3 separate regions of the Mus musculus genome follow, and all the other regions are linked to region 1. A link is a loop called in an ENCODE intact Hi-C map of the cell type or tissue named here. Cell type or tissue: left cerebral cortex. All regions are shown on one strand.

Region 1 (5,000 bases):
GTGAAAATTTGGAATATGTTATTAACTCCTAATCTTTTTCGAAACCGACTTTACTTTGGGCAAGTAACCATCCCTGTCGCCGCCGCTTTTTATAGACAGAATTTCTGTCTGAAAGATCATCTTTCTAACTCAGTCTGGCTTGATGTTCTGTGTTAGTCACCCTCGTTTCTCTTAAATCTCACTTCTCCCACTATCCTAGTTAACATATATTTTCAGGACTTTTAACCCGGTTCGCTTTCTCCAGCTATGCACCTCTTCGGCAGCTGGATCGCCCTACTTTTTTCCCCTATCGCCCAGGTTCCTCTAAGACTATGCTAAACATTAGACCGAGCACATGACCTCCAGTCATCCAGGATCGCCACACGCCGGCCCTAAACCATGCGATGCCCCAGGCTTACAAATTAAAACCGTCTTCTGGCTTTTCCTCTCCTAGTGAACCTGCAGTGTGGAAATTTAAATTTAAAAATTTTTTAAATAAAAGAACCCGCTCCCTTTTCTCTACCCCCTTGGCCCCGCCCACGAACCCCCCTCAAGCCTCCACGCGAAGCCGCAGGAAACCGGAGGGGGCGGGGCGGTGACGTCACGACGCCGGCGCGTCACGGAACGGCGGCGGCTGCGGCGCTGGCGGTGGCTGCGGCAGCGGCGGCATTTTAGTCTGCGGCGGCAGCGGCTGCGGGGCTGCTGCTCCTCCCAGCATCCCTGGCGCGGCCATTTCAGCCCCATCTTGGCCGAGTGGAGGGAGCTGCAGCCGCTGCTTCAGCAGTTTGAATTTCTGTTTTGTTTTGTTTTGTTTTTTCCCTCCGGAGTCTCCGAGCCGGCCGCGCCGCGGAGAAGCGGAAGGCGCCGCCACCGGTTCCCCTCACGCCGCCGAGCACCTCCGCTCGCTTGCCGTTCCTTCAGCCGCCGCCGCCGCCCCTCACGCGCCTCAGAGCCGCGAGGAGGCCGGGCCCGCCGCCGCCGCGGGTGGCTCCCTGAGGGAGGCCAGACTGCCGGCCTTCCCCGCCCCCGAGCGGGCTTCCGCCGCCACCGCCGGCATGGCCCCCGGACTGCGCTCGGGCTAGAGCCCGGGACGGAGGGCTGCCTCCCGCCGCGGACCTCCAGCCCCGTCCGTCAGGAAGCGCCGGTCCCGGCCTCGCCGCTCCGCCTTCTTCCTCCGCGTCGCCGCGCGGGAGCAGCCGCGGGACCCGGCCAGGAGAGCCCGAGCGGGGCAGAACCGCCCCTCACGCCGCCGCCGCCGCCTCCTGCGCCCTGCGCTCCACCCCCAGCCGGGCCTGCTGACCGCGCCGAGCGCCGGGCTGGACTGACCGCGGAGGCTGAGCTGTTGGAGCAGCCGGCCCGCCCCTGGACCACGCTCGGGCCGTCGCTGAGGAGTTGAATTGAGGCACCCCTGCCGCGGGAGGTGAGGAGGGAGGAGGAGGATGTCGCGCCGAGACGCCGGCGCCCAGAGCAGCCCGTGACTTGGCGGCGTGGGCCGTAGACCCAGGCGCGAACTCGGACTTTGTCTTTGGGGGCCCGTGCTCGGCCCTTCTCGGTTTCCGGTGGGGTCCCAGAGGAGCCTCTGCCCTCCAGCCTCTTCCACCATGTCCAAGATGCCGGCCAAGAAGAAGAGCTGCTTCCAGATCACCAGTGTCACCACGGCTCAGGTGGCCACCAGCATCACCGAGGACACCGAGAGCCTGGACGACCCGGACGAGTCGCGCACGGAGGACGTGTCCTCCGAGATCTTCGACGTTTCCCGGGCCACGGATTACGGCCCGGAGGAGGTGTGCGAGCGTAGCTCCTCGGAAGAGACGCTCAACAATGTCGGGGATGCGGAAACTCCCGGGACCGTGTCCCCGAACCTCATCCTGGATGGGCAGCTGGCAGCCGCTTCAGCTGCGCCCGCCAACGGAGGCGGCGGTGGCGTGTCGGCCCGGAGCGTGGCGGGGGCACTCGCCCAGACCCTGGCGGCGGCCGCCGCTTCGGTGTCCACTCCTGGGCCGAGTAGTGCAACTCCATCTCAGCCCCCTGCCACTTGTAGTTCGCGTTTCCGCGTGATCAAACTAGACCACGGGAGCGGGGAGCCGTACCGGCGCGGCCGATGGACGTGTATGGAATACTACGAGCGGGATTCGGATAGCAGCGTCCTCACCAGGTCCGGGGATTGCATTAGACACAGCAATACTTTGGAGCAGACTGCGGAGCGGGACAGCGGCCTGGGAGCCACCGGAGGGTCGGTGGTGGTGGTGGTGGCCTCCATGCAGGGGGCGCACGGGCTGGACTCGGGAACTGACAGCTCCTTGACTGCTGTGTCACAGCTACCCCCGTCGGAGAAAATGAGCCAGCCCACTCTCGCCCAGCCGCAGAGTTTCAGCGTCGGGCAGCCGCAGCCTCCACCGCCCGTAGGTGGGGCTGTGGCTCCAAGTTCGGCGTCGCTGCCGCCGTTCCCGGGAGCGGCGACCGGGCCGCAGCCAATGACAGCAGCCGTTCAGCCAACCCAGCTCCAGGGAGCCGTGGCCGGAGGCGCCCTCCCCGGGCCTGTCGGTCAGGGGCTGCCGCCGCCGCCGAATGTCAACCTGGCGCAGCCTGTGGCCCTGGCAGCTCAGCCCGGCCCGGCCGGCGGCTCCTCGTTGTCACAGCAGTTCGCCTATCCCCAGCCTCAGATACCACCCGGGCATTTGTTGCCGATGCAGCCATCCGGCCAGAGTGAGTACCTGCCGCCGCACGTGGCCCTGCAGCCGCCAAGCCCTGCGCAGCCCTTGTCTACCAGCGCTAGCGCCACCTCTGCTTCCGCGGCCAGCTTTCCTCTGGGGTCTGGCCAGAGCGTCTCCTCCTTGGGTGCCCAGATGATGGGCGCCTCCGCCCAGCCCAGTGAAGCTGTGGCCCCGGGTCCGGTTCCTGTAGGCCAGGCCGCTCCTTGTCAGCCGGCCGGAGTGGCCCCAGCTGCTCTAGGAGGCGTGGTGCAGCCAGGCTCCGGGCTTACTGGGGTTGGGCAGCCCCAGCCCGTGCAGCCTCCGCAGCAGATGGGTGGCAGTGGTCAGCTGCCAGCCGTGCCTGGTGGTCCTCACACCGTGGTGCCCGGAGTTCCAAACGTGCCTGCAGCGGTACCCGTTCCAAGCGTGCCTAGTGTGCCCACCACTTCTGTTACTATGCCAAATGTACCCGCGCCTCTGGGCCAGTCTCAGCAGCTGAGCAGCCATACGCCAGTCAGCCGGAGCAGCAGCGTCATCCAGCAAGTTGGTTCACCCTTAGCTCAAGGCACACACAGTGCACCAACAAGTCTACCACAGTCTGACCTAAGCCAGTTTCAGACTCAGACCCAGCCTTTAGTCGGGCAAGTTGACGATACTAGAAGAAAATCAGAACCCCTACCTCAAGCACCACTTTCTCTCATTGCTGAAAGTAAGCCTGTTGTGAAGCCTCCAGTTGCAGATGCCCTGACAAACCCTCTTCAGTTAACACCTATGAACAGTCTGGCCACCTCTGTATTCAGCATAGCTATTCCTGTTGATGGTGATGAAGACAGGTATGTACATTTTTTTAAATTTTGAATATCTGATAGAGTTGCTTGCCCCAAATATCTTAAGATGCAGTTTGGGGAGTTTGTTTCCACTTAGGGTCTTTATTTTTAAAACTTAAATTTGGTAAAAATCAATTCAAAGTTTTGAAGTAAGGAGACAAAAGTCACGGGATTTTTGTTGTTGTTGTTTTGTTTTTGTTTTCTTTTTAAGCAATTAAATGGATAGTGATTCAACATGATTGATGTATTTCAGCTTAATAGTTTGAAGATGAGAGCTGGTATTGCCCCCCCCCCCTTCAGTAAGAAAGAGGGTCCCTTTCTAAGGTAGTAAATTACTTTTTAATGTTTATGGTAGAGTTTTGCCTGAGTTGGTAAGACTGAAAACCAGAAAGCCTTTTCCTGGGGGCAGGGAAGTGATGGAATAGAAGCAGTCTCCATCAGTGAATTTGGAAGACTGGAGAGAATGATAAAATGTGAAGTCTAGCTTTGACTATCCCTAAGTGAGTCTATAGAAGGGGGTCGTGAGAATTCCCAGTAACTTTTCAAAGATAATATTTTTGTTTAAGCAAAAGAGGAAAAAAAGCAAAGAAAAAGTACTGGGAAAATGGATGTTCTCCTATCAGTCTTTAGTGTAGGAAAGGGAGGTGTGGAATGCTTAAACAGTAGTAAAAACTAGAGTTTTGAAATGTCTGTAACCAACTCCCTCTACCTAGAGTGTAAGGATTGCTTTTTTAATAGTTTAGGTAAAAATTAGTGTATTACTACACTATTCAATAGTGGTGGTGTTTGGTTGTGGCCTACTTAGGAATTGTAGGGGGTTTTTTGGTTTGTTCTTTAGGAGCTGTCACATAGACCTTTGACATTACATAATTCCAACCTTGTTAAAAACTTAATTGCAGTTTAACACTACATTAAAAATTACAGGGAAAGAGTTGGGTATCTTCTTACATTGTATGTTTTTGAGAGAGGTTAATTTTAGGAGCTAAAAGGGTCAGAATTTGGTATGATCTAGAATCGTTAGTTATGTAGAAGACTACCATGAAATAATAAAGCTTCTCTTCAGCATTTTAGACTCACACAGCCTTAACTTTTGACTTCCAGTTATCCTTGTTTTATTTTATATATATATTTCTGCTAGTTTAAAAATGCTGACTGGAATTCATTCATCACTGTTTTTTGTGATTCAGAATTCATGATTTTTGTAGTCAAGTTGTGGGAAATCTGTTGCACTTGAGAACTCAGTGTTCTTAAGTGTGCTAGTCGGCCAGCCGGTCACTGAAACATTTAGTGGGATTAAAAAAAAAAAGAAAGAAAGAAAACTGACTTCATGAGCAACTCAAAACAACAACAACAAAACCCCCTCTGTTCTCTAGTTGCTCCTATTTTCAAGGGTAGGGCCACATATAACAGGAAGGTGGAGTTTACCTTTCACCTTTGATGGTGGTCAATAGCACCTTATCTTTTCTAGCTAGCAGCAACCTCTATTTTCTAAGTAAGTTAT
Region 2 (5,000 bases), 160 kb before region 1:
GCCTGTGCCTGTGCCTGTGCCTGTGCCTGTGCCTGTGCCTGTGCCTGTGCCTGTGCCTGTGCCTGTGCCTGTGCCTGTGCCTGTCTGTGTCTGTGCCTGTGTCTGTGTCTGTGCCTGTGCCTGTGCCTGTGTTTGTCTGTGTCTGTGTCTGTGTCTGTGCCTGAGCCCTGTGCCTGTGCCTGTGCCTGTGCCTGTGCCTGTGCCTGTGCCTGTGCCTGTGCCTGTGCCTGTGCCTGTGCCTGTGCCTATCTGTGCCTGTGTCTGTCTGTGTCTGTGTCTGTGCCTGAGCCCTGTGCCTGTGCCTGTGCCTGTGTCTGTGCCTGTCTGTGCCTGTGTCTGTCTGTGTCTGTGCCTGTGCCTGTGTCTGTGCCTGTCTGTGTCTGTGTCTGTGCCTGTGCCTGTGCCTGTGTCTGTCTGTGTCTGTGCCTGTGCCTGTGCCTGTGCCTGTGCCTGTGCCTGTGCCTGTGCCTGTGCCTGTGCCTGTGCCTGTCTGTGTCTGTGCCTGTGTCTGTGTCTGTGCCTGTGCCTGTGCCTGTGTTTGTCTGTGTCTGTGTCTGTGTCTGTGCCTGAGCCCTGTGCCTGTGCCTGTGCCTGTGCCTGTGCCTGTGCCTGTGCCTGTGCCTGTGCCTGTGCCTGTGCCTGTGCCTGTGCCTATCTGTGCCTGTGTCTGTCTGTGTCTGTGTCTGTGCCTGAGCCCTGTGCCTGTGCCTGTGCCTGTGTCTGTGCCTGTCTGTGCCTGTGTCTGTCTGTGTCTGTGCCTGTGCCTGTGTCTGTGCCTGTCTGTGTCTGTGTCTGTGCCTGTGCCTGTGCCTGTGTCTGTCTGTGTCTGTGCCTGTGCCTGTGCCTGTGCCTGTGCCTGTGCCTGTGCCTGTGCCTGTGCCTGTGCCTGTGCCTGTGCCTGTGCCTGTCTGTGCCTGTGCCTGTTCCTGTGCCTGTGCCTGTGCCTGTCTGTGCCTGTGCCTGTGCCTGTGCCTGTGCCTGTGCCTGTGCCTGTGCCTGTGCCTGTGCCTGTGCCTGAGCCTGAGCCTGTGCCTGTCTGTGCCTGTGCCTGTGCCTGTGCCTGTGCCTGTGCCTGTGCCTGTGCCTGTGCCTGTGCCTGTGCCTGTGCCTGTGCCTGTGCCTGTGCCTGTGCCTGTCTGTGCCTGTGCCTGTTCCTGTGCCTGTGCCTGTGCCTGTGCCTGTGCCTGTGCCTGTGCCTGTGCCTGTGCCTGTGCCTGTGCCTGTGCCTGTGCCTAATCCTGAGCCTGAGCCTGAGCCTGTGAATAGATCTACAACTGAATAACCTGCAGCTAAGCCTGACAACCTAAGTTTGATCCTCAAGAATCCACATGGTGGAAGAAGAGACTAATTCCCAAAAAGTTATCTTTTGACCTATATAAACACACACAATTAATTATTTAATTAATGTAAAACTTGTTTTAAAAGGTACCTAAAATGTACCTTTTTTAGCAAATCTCAAGTGTGCAGCATTCCTCCAGTCCTCGTAGTGAGCATTAGTTCTTCATTCTCCTTCATCTTGCAGAACCACAACTGTGTTATCCTTCTTGATTCTTTTATCCTGATACGCTGACTATCCATTTTCCTGAGGTGCCTGATTTTATTTCAGATGCTACATATATGTTCCCAGTCAATGTTTTTCCTTCCTATGTCTGGCTGGCTTGACTTTGCTCCCTGGGCTCATCTGTGTTCTCAGAAATCACAGATCTTCTTACTGAGGCTGGACAATATTCTACTGTGTGTATACGTGCTATGTTTCTCCATCTCCTCTGCTGATAGACACTTAGGTTGTTTCCGTCTCATGGACATTGTGAATGATGCTTCAGTAAACGTGGGCGTACAGCTATCTTCCCGAGGTGGTGATTTCATTTCCTTTGGGTGTATGCCCAGAAGAGCGATTGCTGGGCATACAGTGGCTCTATTTTTAATTTGTTTAGGAACCTTTACACCATTTTCCACTGTGGCTGAATCAATCTGTGTTCCTACCAACTGCTCCATTTTCTGCGCATCTCTCCCAAAATTATCTCTTCCCTTTTTCTAAATCCTAGACACGGATTTACTACATGGTGGTGTCTCTATTAACTATCAACAATGTATGAGTCACATCTTTCAATGTTTTTTCATGAATGCAAGGCTGGAATCTAAACCTGTTGGGGAGAACTTAGGAATCTTTTCATTTTTTTTTTAAATTATTCTTAAATGTCCTGAATGGAGCTGATTCTTTTATAAATCATTCTTTGTGGTCCTGACTGAGTGTTAAAACTTGTTATGTTGAGAAAGTTTACTAAAAAGAGACTCCAAGCCACAGAGAGAAAAAAATATTTCTATAACTTACCACAATCTGCCATTCCAATGACTGGAAAATGTAGAAAACCTTCTCTGACTTTGAAAAATAAATGTTTTCTTTTGTAAAAGTACCATCCATACAGTTACTCGTTCCATAAACAAATATCTTCATCCTTACCACCTGTGTTAACAATCCTAGCAAACCAAAGAGACATTCAGAGGCTCCTAAATAGAATCCTGAACATCAAAATGGAGTAATCTGTGTGGAATGATTAAATAATAATAATGCCAAGAACACAAATCTCTCTCTCTCTCTCTCTCTCTCTCTCTCTCTCTCTCTCTCTCTCTCAATTCAGTAATTTTTTATTATCAGTCACATGCTTCATAGGAAAAATGTAGGGAAAGGGTCAAGTCTTTAAAAAAAAAAAAACCTATCCAAACAAACCAAAAGCAAGTTTGTACACATCCTTCTATTTAGTAGCATGAGCAGGGCTCTTCCCCGCAGGAGCCTCAGCAGCTACGCTTGTCTGAAGTATCTCTTTGCAGCTGCAACCCTAGGCAGCAAAACCTCAGGGGTTTTGCAGGGGGAGCTTTTGCACAGGCTTCTACAAGGACACTGGGACATGTGCAACAGCCAGGTGCTTCAGGAGTCATTGGCACCTACTTAGAACAGAAGCAGCACCCAAAGTCAGAAAACAGATGCATCCAGATGTGCTAGATCTTGGAGACAAGGTGGAAAGGACTCACGGGTTTTAGGTGCTTAAAATCTAAAATGTTTATGGCTAAAACTATGGGGAAAATACAGCCAGAAGTATCATGCTAACTGTCCAACACTCTCTGCAGCAAGAACCACCTGATTTCAACAAACGTTCACTGATCTCTGGCTAGCAATAAGATGTCTTGAGTAGACTAACAGAGCCGTGTTTGTGCCCTCTATCCAAGTTGCTCACAGCCCAGTGGGGGTGATTCACTCTGTGCCCCCATTCCAGTCAACAGATTGGAGTCACAAGATGAATGTCAAAATTCAGAGAACAAAAATTGGAAAAATCTTCCGATGGCTGTCTGAGACAAACTTTGAAAACAATGACAGAGCTAGTCAGGAAAGGAAGAACTAGGGAGGAAGGAACCTGAAACAGTGGACTTCCCGACATTAATACCACTTAGTCTACTATTGAAATAGTTTGGGTTTGCTTGTGAGCATGCTTGGTTTTGTCTGTACAGGGTTGTATCTTTAGGTCAGAAAATGGTGCTGGGAGGAAAACCCACTAAAGGGAGGGAACCTGAACCAGACACCTTAAAAAAAAATGGCTCAATTGCTGACCACCTCCCAGGTGAGTTAGAAGTGATGGATTACAGACAAGGCACTCCTAGTAGCCACCAACAGGGAGCCCAGATTTGTAAGCTACCTATAGATAGAGCTATTGGCCTTTCCCTTGATCACCCAGTGTTCTTTGCAAAGGTTCTATAATATATTGGTAGAAAATAGGAAAGCTGTGGAAAAAATACATTTTTAAAAATGTATTTATTTGAAAATTTGTTGAGTTGCTTTATTTGTCATATATTTTTTAAGTACTATTTTTTTATTGTTGTTGTTGTTTTAGGTTTTTGGTATTGTTTGTTTTGTGTTTTGTTTTAGGAGAACTTGAGTCTTTGGTTTTTGTCTGGATTCCTCACTCGCTTATCCCAGCTCTAAGTTGGAAGCACTCAACTTCGTAGAAAGGACCGACCCATTACCACGAGGGACAGGCCCTGTCAACCGAAGGGAGAATAAGATGCCAGGTCACTCATGAAAGGACAGAGGAAGAGTACTCTCAGAAAAGCTTCAGAATAGACCATTTAAATGGCCCCAGTGTCTGAGAAAGAGCTATCTCAGTACACATTAAGTTGTTGTATAGTGCCCAAGAACAGAGTGGGGAGCAGTGCTTGACCTGGAATTCAAAGGAGCTCTGGAGGCACCTGCAACAGCACACGAGAACAAGACTGTAGGTGTCCGAGACAGGATGGAACTCAGCTTCACTGGTAAACATCCGGATATGTCGGACAGTAGAGTCAACCTAGTTCTCTATCTCCAGCCTCATATTCTCTGCCTGCCTGAAATAAGAGCAAATATTGGTTGAACATTTACTATGAATGTTTCCCAGCTTTTCCACAGGAAGTGATAGATGAGTGAATTTTAATCTATTTTTTTAATAACGGAACATTTCCATAAAATAAGGTCTCTGATGGCTCCCCTGTACACACACAGAGGGAAGGGGCATGCATATTTAGAAGTTGAAAGGTGAACCATTTCCTCACACAATATCAGACTGTGGCTGCCATTGTATTGCTGAACTATAATCTATCACACATTTGAGAAGCAAACTATTCTCACTAGGTGAGTGTTTTTTGTTTAGAGTTTTATTTTTGTCAATGTGAGGTGACATATTTAGACCCAATTTGGTCTCAAACTCATGGCAATCCTCCTGTCTCAGATTTCCAAGTGATGAGATTGCAGGCATGGGCCCAGCCTTAATTTTTAAAATAACAAAATTAATCCAATCAAATGTATATTTGTGGATCCCTAACTTTCTTCTATGGCCTCCTTGGTTTCTAGTTAAAAAGTTGCTAGGTAAGCGTTGCTTTGAATCTACTTCTGAGTCTGTACCAGATGGTTTAAAAAAATAAAACAAACACACACACACACACACACACAAACTGTGAAAAACACAGAGCAATGG
Region 3 (5,000 bases), 280 kb after region 1:
AATAAGAGGAGCACCCATGCACTGTTGGGAGGAGTGTGAATTCACACAGCCGCAGTGGTAATCAGTGTGGTGGTTCCTCAGGAAGATGGGGATCTACCTCAAGACTCAGCTCTACCACTCTTGGGCACATATCCAAAGGGTGCTTCCTCCTACCGCAGTGACACTCGTTCAGACATGTTCATAATTCCTAGATGTCTCCCTAAAGAAGAATGGATAGAGAACGTGTGGAACGGTTTACACAGTGAGTATTACTCAGTCATTAAGAAGAATGCCATTTGCAGGTAAATAGAATTAGAAAGAGTTTATCCTGAGCGAGGCACAGTGATGGAGGACAGATGCTGACACACAGCATGCACAGGGTCCTCTGGGTGTATATTACGGCTTCCAGAATGGGAGAACAAGTGGGTCTCTGGCTGTGCCTTCTCTGGCTCCTTTCCTTATCGTTACCATTCCTTAGAAGCTTATTCTTTTCTAATGAGAGACAGAAAGGGGGATCAGAATGCAAGGGGAGGTGGGAAGGAACTGGGAGGAGCAGAGGGAGGGGAAATTATAATCAGGTTGTATTATAGGAGGGGGAAAATCTGCTTCCAATAAAAGGGGGCGGCATGAAACTATTTTATCCGAATTGCCCAGATGCAGCACCTGAGTTGAGTGAATTAGTAAGCAGGACCTGGGGTGGGGCTAAAGGCAAGCAAGTTAATAAGCTGACCCTATAGCCTAAACCCTTATTTGAATAAGCTATTTTAATTGGGTTTGTAGCTGGGCAGAAGGCCAAAGTAACTCACTCATTTTACTGACTTGACTATGAAGCCTAAAACGAAAATTTCCAGTGAGCTATTTTTAATTTAAAACAGCTCTTGCCCTAAAAATTAATCACTAAGGAGATAGGCAAGACAAAACAGTCTCAGGTAGAACAATTACTTTCATTAAAAAAAATCTCAGAAATATTAACATTATTCCCACCTATAAGTTCAGAAAATGAACTCCTTGACAGAGGTCTAGGTTAGAAAGAGGCATATAAATGAGACTGTGGGGAGTTTTGTAAGGGTTTCAGTGTTGGCAACAGGATGTTATAGCAGAACCACACAATGTAATGCTATCAGTCATTTAAAATACAGGAGATCAAGTCAAGTTTCAGGTGAGGATATTATTAGTAAACCTGGTTGGCAGAGGAAAAAAAAAACACTATCTCTGTGAGTATTAAAAAAAAGAAGCTTTCAGATATAGACATGCATGATTCCATTAATTTAGCCGTGAGGATGTAAACACAGGTCCTAAACAAACCATTGGAGCCATGGGAATGAGAGCTCGGACTTTGACTTGTGGTTTGCCCACCCCACCCCACCCCCCAGCACAGGCAACTAAATAAAATGCTGTCACTGGAGAGAGAACTAATAACGCTCTTAAGTGTCTGCGTTGAGTCCTTGTGGACTCGAGTTCATCGCAGTTAGTCAAACAAACAAACCAAAACAAAAACCAAACAGCAGCTACAACTTCTGAGTCCTCCGCAAGTCTGGGAAGCTGAGAGAAGGCGTGGCTTGCTGGGTTTTCTGGGCTCCCGTGCTAAGCAGGCAGTATCCGCTTCCCCTTACAAAGCGCTCTCTCAAGTGCTCCAGATCTTGGGCACTGGGTCCAGGAGGAATCCAGGACCGTTCTCGCCAAGCTCAGCGCTGGAAACCGTCCGCTTCCTTCCTCCACAATCTCCACTGCCAGCTTCCCTGTTCACATTAAGCTGCCCAGGCTTTATAGAGCACACCCCTGCGGTGGACGCGGCGGCACTTGGCTGGGAGAGCTGGGATGCTTCTAAACCGTCATCAAGTGCCAACTTATCTACAGTCAGTGCTCCGGCAAACGTCAACCCTAGTTGCTAGTTCCCAAAATGGACAGGTTGGCCTGGAAACAATAGACAAGGTACACACACGTACACACCGGAGACAGAGAGAGTGCGCCAGAGAGAGAGAGAGAGAGAGAGAGAGAGAGAGAGAGAGAGAGAGAGAGAGAGAGAGAGAGAGAGAGAGAGAGAGGGAGGAGAGAGAGAGAGACAGACAGAGAGAGAGAGAGAGAGAGAGAGAGAGAGAGAGGAGAGGAGAAAGACAGACAGACAGATGGAAACAGTGAAATGCCATTCGCCTCTTAGGGCCTTCAAGTGCGCTGGAGGGCACCGGAACTCTGGAAGGTTCCTTGGCAGATCTGCGGATGGTGGCTGGACTTACCTTACAGGGAAACAGAACTGCCGAGGCGACCTTCTCCATAGCCAGGTTCCTGATGCTGGGCGTTAGGGCGCCCCTGCACGTCGGGCAGCAGCTTAACTTCTGGCGGCATTGGTTACACACCAGGTGCCCGGCCTGGCACTGCAGAATGGGGGGCAGGACATAGTCAAAGCAGACCGGGCACTCGAAGAGCGAGGTCAGCTCGTGGTGCTGCGGGGACACCGGGTCGGCCCCGCCGCCGGCTCCGGGGCCTGAGATCACCGCTGCCGCGGCGGGCACCGCGGACGAGCCGGGGCCCGCTGCCGAGATGGTGGCGGCGGCCGGGGGCGCAGCCGGGGACGGGGCGTGCGGGGTCTGAGGCGGCGGCGGCTGCTTGCTGCAGGGTTTGTTAGCGCTGGGGCCGGTGGAGGACGGGCGGCTCATCGCGCTCCGAGCCCACCATGGACCTGCGGGCGTCTGCCTGCCGCGGGGCCGCCCGGGTTAAGGCGGTGCGCGCCCCGCGGGTGGCGGGCTCCGGGGCAACGCCACGGCGCCCAGCCCGGGGGACCCAGCGCGGACCCGACCGGCACCGGGAGGGCGGGGACCGGACCGCGCCGATCCTCTCGGCGGCACCCGGATGGTCGTCGCTCTCGGGGCTCGCGGCCGTGCGGTGCCCTCCTCCGGCGGCGTTCTGGTGCGCAGAGCCCTGGCCCACTCGCTTCAGGAGCGGCAGCTGACGCAAGCCCCGGGGGCGCGCGCGGACGTGACGCTAAGACACGTGTGCGGCCGACCCGGCACTCAGGGACTGGCAGAGCCACCCTGCGGCCCGCGCAGCTCCGCCCGACCCAGCTGGCAGCGCCCGAGCGGTTTCCTCGCTGGGAGCCCTTGAATGAGTCGATCGCCGCCGCGTGGGGTCGCTTCTCTGCGACAGTGGAAGCCGGCAGCCCAGGGAAAGGACGTAGCCCGAGTCTCCCGACCCTTCCCAGGGGACCTACGCCGACCCGCACCGACTCCAGCTAGAAGGGCAACTGCTGGCCCGGCGTGGGCGTGGAGGGCGCGCGAGTGCGCCGGGGGCGGGGCGGGGCTGGGCGGGGCGGGGGGCGGGGCTCGGAATCCCACGTTTCTTTTAGCCATTGACGCGCTGGAGCAGCTGGCGATCAGGCTACTCGGCCGGTAGCTTGACACGCGGGGGCGGGACCCGGAGTCGGGCGGGAGCCGCGCGAAGGCCTCGGGTGTGGCCCGGCAGTTAGGTACGAGGGTGGGCTCTTCAGTGGTTGGGACCTTAACGCTAGGTTTTCCTTCGAAAGCCCACTGGCGAAAGCTTCTTGGAATTGGCCGCCTCTGATTGAGAGAACCTGAACCTCTTTGACAACTCTGACTCGATGGAGAATTAAAACCTCCAAGGAATACCATACACGTGGGTTGGGTTTGTGAGGCCCCAAATGACAGGAGACCCTCTGGTGCCTGAGTCCTTAACGTCTAGTCCTGGTCCAAACCTTAGGCTTTTAGCTTACTTACCTGGGGCTTTGGGAAGAAGGAAATGGGTGAGGTCAACCTACCCCTTACCAACCCTCAGCTTGACAGGATTGGTGCTGGATTCTTCCTGAGTTGTCTTTGTACACCCGACATATGGAAAGTCTCTAAGATCCCCATCTTAGAGGTGTAAAAGGCACCCACGGGAGCTGGAGGGACGCCTCAACATACTACTCTTAGAGGACCAGACTTTGGTCCCCAGCACCCACAACTGCCTGTAACCCCAGCTCCAGGGGATCTGATACCATTTGGTACCAGTACACATTATATACACACATGCCCATAAATAAAAATAAACCTTAAGTGTGGTGGGGGTGGGACAGGGGACATCTACAGCCTACCTTCCGGTCTAGCAATAAGAGAACTCTCCGAGGGTTCCCCTAGTCTCAGTAAAACTTATTTCCAGGTACTCTTCACCATTCAGAACCCCAGAATTAGAGAGCGCCTGAGAGTTTGGAGTGAACCGTATAATGGACATACCCTGCACACAATTGCTATGGCAAGCGTTTTATGCCTGAACTGATGACACTGGAATTGGAAAAAGCTAGTATTGATACTCTTTGTAGGAAAACAGAGATTAGTCAGGATAGGGTAAAATAGTGCCCTGTGACTTCGAGCGAAATTCTTTTTAATATCCTGACTTAGTTTGTGACTGTCTTGTGTGCACACGTGGAGGTCAGAGGACAGGTTTGTGGGAGTCGACTTTCTCAAGTTGGCAGGCTTGATGCAGGCACCACTACCCTCCTGAGCCACCTTCCTGGCTCCAGTCTCCTACTCTGTAAAAGTGAATTTAAACAATTTGAGTTTCTCTGTGCCATTCTTGTAGAACCTCATCCATCATAGCCACCTTGTAAATGATAGCCGTAGTTTAAAAATAACAGTGAATATTTATTATTAGAGTCAATGAATAGAATCTGCTCAAAGAAAAAAAAACAAAGTTAAATTTTGTAATCTAGAAAGACTTCATGAGTAACTGGGTTATCTAAAGTTGTAGAGAAAAACTTAGTGATACATGCCACCTAATCACCCTGCAAATATTCCCTTTGTGTATGCCAGCCACTGTCCTGAGAAGAGTTCTTACTCATTTAAATTCTAGGACAGAAGCAGGAGTGGTAAACCGCTCAGGCAGGGCAAAGGATCTCCGAGGTTTGGGAAATGTCCAGACTGCAGGCCTATAAACTCAGCTCCTTAGGGGTGCTGAGTGAGAAGGATGCTAAACTCAAAGGCTACCTGAGTTACAAAGTGACTTCAAGGCCGGCATGAACAACTTAGTGATAC

What was found. A loop is a pair of places that touch in the nucleus more often than their neighbours do. Peaks named below come from ENCODE experiments on the same cell type or tissue, not always from the same donor. Only the 100,000 strongest peaks of a DNase experiment are listed, where the experiment ranks them.
Region 2: a loop joins it to region 1, with 6 times the contacts of the local background. A loop is called at or near these places in 2 of 42 quality-filtered maps.
Region 3: a loop joins it to region 1, with 8 times the contacts of the local background. A loop is called at or near these places in 13 of 42 quality-filtered maps.

Annotation. Positions count from the first base shown.
Region 1 is chr3:58,414,109-58,419,108 of GRCm38, forward strand. It overlaps Tsc22d2 (TSC22 domain family, member 2), which reads left to right and starts at 612. Exons shown (of 4, transcript NM_001081229.2): 1 at 612-3,505. The coding sequence starts at 1,581. In left cerebral cortex, CTCF peaks have their summits at 852, 1,053 and 2,379; DNase peaks (open chromatin) are centred at 596, 1,263, 1,691, 2,274 and 2 more places; H3K4me3 peaks cover 5,000 bases; H3K27ac peaks cover 3,175 bases.
Region 2 is chr3:58,252,282-58,257,281 of GRCm38, forward strand. No RefSeq gene overlaps it. Among named protein-coding and RNA genes, the nearest start is that of Gm26166, 36 kb to the right of the region's middle. In left cerebral cortex, no CTCF peak of the experiment used is centred here; a DNase peak (open chromatin) is centred at 1,877.
Region 3 is chr3:58,689,183-58,694,182 of GRCm38, forward strand. Siah2 (siah E3 ubiquitin protein ligase 2) reads right to left here and starts at 3,206. Exons shown (of 2, transcript NM_009174.3): 1 at 2,214-3,206. The coding sequence starts at 2,633. It overlaps 4930593A02Rik (RIKEN cDNA 4930593A02 gene), which reads left to right and starts at 3,407. Exons shown (of 9, transcript NR_045167.1): 1 at 3,407-3,439. In left cerebral cortex, CTCF peaks have their summits at 2,305 and 3,070; DNase peaks (open chromatin) are centred at 317, 1,689, 2,276, 2,992 and 3 more places; H3K4me3 peaks cover 3,798 bases; H3K27ac peaks cover 2,268 bases.